2 separate regions of the Homo sapiens genome follow, and region 1 is linked to region 2. The links are chromatin loops, found by intact Hi-C in ENCODE. Cell type or tissue: transverse colon. All regions are shown on one strand.

What was found. Hi-C counts contacts between places; a loop is a spot of excess contacts. Peaks named below come from ENCODE experiments on the same cell type or tissue, not always from the same donor. Only the 100,000 strongest peaks of a DNase experiment are listed, where the experiment ranks them.
Region 1: it touches region 2 in a loop (4-fold over the local background); 10 of 110 quality-filtered maps call a loop at or near these places.

What each region holds. Positions count from the first base shown.
Region 1 is chr19:19,996,694-19,999,193 of GRCh38, reverse strand. It overlaps the pseudogene BNIP3P12 and a transcript of ZNF682 not described here. Among named protein-coding and RNA genes, the nearest start is that of ZNF682, 42 kb to the left of the region's middle. In transverse colon, a CTCF peak has its summit at 1,323 (motif pointing left); no DNase peak of the experiment used is centred here.
Region 2 is chr19:20,273,699-20,276,198 of GRCh38, reverse strand. LOC105372314 (a long non-coding RNA gene) reads right to left here and starts at 22. Exons shown (of 3, transcript XR_936407.3): 1 at 1-22. In transverse colon, no CTCF peak of the experiment used is centred here; no DNase peak of the experiment used is centred here.

The DNA.
Region 1 (2,500 bases), 280 kb after region 2:
AATTTCTCACACTTGTAGGGGTTGGAAATGTGGGATCAGGGTGTCAGCATGGCTGAGCTCTGGTGATGACTCTCCTGAATTGCAGACTGCACACTTCGGGTTTTATCATCTGGCAGAAGGAGGGAGAGAGCCCCCTGGGGTATCTTTTTTAAAGCCAGTAATCCCAATCATGAGGACCCCACCTTCAGGACTTAATGATGCCCCACCTCATAGTACCATTACTCTGAGGGTTAGAATTTTCACGCAAATATAGGGGGAGAAATCATAACTCTCAAGATTATATATATATTTTTCTAAAAGCTGTCATTTTCTTCCTACTTGCTCCCTCAGTCTCTCTTTTTGTGTTTTTCTGTTTAATTATCTATTTCTGTACTGTATTCCTCAAACTGAAAAGGCAAATTCCAATGCTACGAGATGCTCTATGTACAGACCCACATAAAAAGAACTGAGGGAGTGCTCAGGCCAATAGATGGAAGAAACGTGGGCTCTCAGGCCACACAAAGTCTTGCCAATTTCCACATGAGTGAGTTTAAAGCTGATCCTTCCCCAGTCCAGCTTCTGTTGAGAAGTCCAGCTTCTTATGAGGCCTAAGCCTCCTAAAGACCTTGAGGAAGAGGCACCCCACTAAACTGTGTCCAGTTTCTGGTCCCCACAAATTGTGAGATAGTATTTGTTGTTGAAAGGTGCTAAGTTTCAGGGCAATGTTGTAAGAAAGAAGCAGATAACTAGCTTCATCTCCCAGGCCCCAAGATTCTCCATCCTTCTGCTTCTCTGTCTCAGGCTCTCTGCGGCCATAGTGGTCCCTTTCTAACTTCTGCCCAACTCACACCTGTGAGATTCTTTACTAAGGGTGGCTTCTTCTGACACATTCTTTTGCAGCGCTGGCTCCCTATTGTCATTGTCATCATGGTATAAATGTCATCTCAGTGAGGCATTTGGGTCACTCCATGTCATGATTTCCCAGCTCTTCTGTCAACATTCTACTTTATATTATAGCAGTTGCTCTTTTCTTTCACGTATACTTGCTTTAGTGTTTTTGGTCACCTGTCCTCAGACTGGTCCTCAGGGTACGGTGCAGGTATGATTCAATCATTTTCTGTACCACATGTTGGGTCCACCAGGGTAGCTGGCACAGGGTGAGTGTAAGGGAAAGACTGGCTAAGTGAATGCATGGGGGAATCTCAAATTCTCCTTCCTGCTTTTGACCACTTGATAATATGGGGATCGTTAATAATAACTCAAGGTGCATGACCTCGGTGTGACTTCTTTGCTCCAGCTGCTCCAGCAAAGCTCAGTGGGCACCAAAAACCCAGAAGGCTCTCACCACCTAGAGGCCATCACTGGCACTGCAGCCCCATGCAGGAGCCTCACAGAACAAAGCTATTTTTATGTTTGGGTCCTCAAGACACTGGCTCTCCAGGGTCCCAGGGGACAAAGGAGCAGCATCCGGAGGCTCCAAGTGCGATAAGAGTAACCTTGGAAGCCTCCGTTGTCCTCTCTTTGCCTCCACCTTTTGGGGTGTGCTCTTTACTCATGAGGGACAACCCCTCATCCAGGGAAACTGTTTTCTACCACTTCCAAATGATCATCTCAAGAACACAACAGGAACTAGTATTTTCCCTGGGCTTCAGACTCAGAGTCCAGTTATATGGCACATTTCGCTCTATCTCAGCTTTATCTACCCAAGATGCCTCTGGGGTGACCATGCCTCACTCTGAAGGACTTCCAGGGAGTAGAAGCATTTTTGCAGTCTCAGAGCAAAGAGTCTTGGTTCACCAATGAAGAACAAAGGCCAGCAGACACTTATGGGTATGTGAAACCATTGAGGTCACCCACTTCAAGTACTCTTATTTATGAGGTATGAAAAGGCTTTGCTGTAGCCATTGTCTATGCTAGGCTGAGATGGGGACATAGCTCATTTCCATTTCAGGTACCTACAGAGTTGGACAGTAGGACCCCAGTCCTGTCCTCTTGAAACTGACCTGGAGATGACCCCAGCTGATGGAGAACCCTGGAAACCTGGAGGATCCTCCTGCTCATTCTCTGTGCCCCTGGACACGTAGCTAGAGGAGTGCATGCACTGGCTTATAGCAGAGCTGCCACTATTCTGGGTTTTTTTTTTTTTCCTTGTCTTATGCCTGGTTTCTGTCTGCCTCTTCTCTATCCTCGCTTCCATGATCTTTCCCTGAGAAGTGTTTCTGTGTGTGTGTCTGTGTGTGCTTATCTGAGAATATGGAGACAAAAATAGCCCATGTGGAGAAGGAGAGCACAGGGCTTTCTATTATTTAGGGGCTCTAATTTCCAGCCTCTTTTGGGGCCTCAGTTTCCCAATTTTAAAATGAGAAATTGGGATGGTTTTTCTTTTTTTTAATTTCAATAGGTTTTAGGGGAACGGGTGGTGTTTGGTTACATGGCTAAGTTCTTTAGTGGTGGTTTCTGAGATTTTGACGCACCCATCATCTGAGCAGTAAACACTACCCAGTGTGTAGCCTTTTATCCC
Region 2 (2,500 bases):
GACTCTGCACCCGCAGTGTGGCATCTCTCCCAGATTGTGTGGGGACTAGGGGAGGCTGAGGGGGGCAGATCACTTGAGGTCAGGAGTTGAAGACCAGCTTGGACAAAATGGGGAAACCCCATCTCTCCTAAAAATACAAAAATTAGCTGGGTGTGATGGCGAATGTCTGTAGTCCTAGGTACTCGGGAGGCAGAGAAAAGAGAATGGCTTGAACCTGGGAGGCCGAGGTTGTTGTCAGCTGAGATCATGCCACTGCACTCCAGCCTGGGCGACAGAGCAAGAGTCTGTCTTAAAAAAAAAATTTTGGGAGTCACTGTAAAAATATCAAATAATTTTTTTTTTTTGAGACGGAGTCTCGCTCTGTCACCCAGGCTGGAGTGCAGTGGCGCAATCTCGGCTCACTGCAAGCTCCATCTCCTGGGTTCACACCATTCTCCTGCCTCAGCCTCCTGAATAGCTGGGACTACAGGCTCCTGCCACCGTGCCTGGCTAATTTTTTGTATTTTTAGTAGAGAGGCAGTTTCACCGTGTTAGCCAGGATGGTCTCGATCTCCTGACCTTGTGATCTGCCCGCCTCAGCCTCCCAAAGGGCTGGGATTACAGGCTTGAGCCACCGTGCCCAGCCTCAAAAAGAGAGATTCAAGAATTGTAGACCAGCTAGCTATAGTTTGTAGTTTGTTCTCCGTGGGAGGGTCTTGAAGAAAAGACATTTATAAGGTGCATGAAGAAGAAAACCAAATTCAATAATTGGTTAGATGCAGTTACGTAGTTTCTTAATTGGTACAATCAAGGTGGAAATTCCCTGGTTATTTAATCAGAGTTTAAGTGGTAGTTTATAGTTGTTTAAGCTTGAATTTTGTTCCCCTAATGTAGTAATTTACCAAAAAATGCACTTGAGTTTAGATTTTTTTTTTTTTAGAAGTAGGAATCTGGGTACTAGAGCATCCTCAGTCTAATTGCCTGCCACTTAATTATTTTCACATCCCACAGGGGACTGATTTTTCCTGGCATTTTTCACATGTGCCCCAAGCAGCGCCTCAAGTGTACCCCATGTTCCTCAATTAATCATTTTATACAAAGCATGGCATAACAGTATTGAAGAGATTTTTTTCTGTTTGTAAATATTTTCCCTGAGAAGAAAGCAAAGAATAATCCCCTGACACTGTATTGTAAAAATATCTGTCCCTCTTTTGCTTTTTTTTTTCCAGAGAACTTACCAGAATGTTTTTAGGTTAAGATTACCCTTTGGAAACTTCATAGGGTGATGTGTCCTCAGCTATCCTTCAGTTTTTTTTTTCTGGGCCTGGGTTTTAGTACTTTCTGGGGATAAACCAAGATACCCACTATGGCTATGGCTATGTGTCTAGTGACTATTGTCTCTTGGGTCATTTTCTCCCATAGAACCACCTGAAGTATGGAGTGTAGCCTCTCAAGGGAGCAGGTGGCAGCCTTGGAGGTGAAAGGCATCTCCTGGTGCATGTTTGTTTTTATTTTTCTTTTTCTTTTTTTAAAGCTAACCCCTTGAGACATGAAGATTTTCTTCACCCAACCTAGCTTCCATTTTTTGGATACACATTGCTGGTCAGCCAATCAAATGCTGGTATTGAGGGCAAAACAAATAATTTCTGCCCCCTGGATTTTCTTGAGTGGGGGCAGAAAAACAGTGAAATAAAAACAGTGAAAATTTTGTAATAAAAATAAAAAATTCCAAAAGACAAAAAAACTGACCCCAGTGAGATGGCATAAAAACAAAGTAAAATGCACCTGGGGCACTCACTGGGGCATAGAGCAGTGTCTCCTGGGAGGGTGGTTATTGAGCATGTAAGTGAACAGGATGGGTTGGATGATTGGGTCTGTACATTGAAAAGATTTCTTTACTTATTTTGACCTCAGGTTTTTTCGTTTTTTCGGGTTTTTTTTTTTTTTTTTTTTTTTTTTGACGGTTTCACTCTGTTACACAGGCTGCAATGCAGTGGCTTGATCTCGGCTCACTGCAACCTCCCCCTCCTGGGTTCAAGTGATTCTCATTCCTTGGCCTCCCAAGTAGCTAGGTGCACAACACTTTGCCTGGCTAGTTTTTGTGTTTTTAGTAGAGAGGGACCAGGCTGCTCCAAAACTTCTGGTGTGAAGTGATCTCCCTGCCTTGGCCCCCAAAGTGTTGTGATTACAGGCATGAGCCACTGCACTGAGCTGTATCAGTATTTTTTACTGTGATTTGCATTTTATTAGTAGGGGCTGAAAAATAAGAAAATATTTACAAAAGACATAATAGAGATGAGTTTCAAAAATTAGTATTTAATCATATATTCTATTAGTTAATAATTCTTATTTACCTTTTTCTTTCCCAGAGTAACCTTAGGAATATTTTCAGGTGTTTTTCTGTTTGATTGTTTGTTTTTGTTTGAGATGGAGTCTAGCTCTGTCAACCAGGCTGAAGTGCAGTGGTGTTGGTAGAAGAGCTGAGGCAGGACTGGCTTGTCTGTCATAATATAAAAGAGTC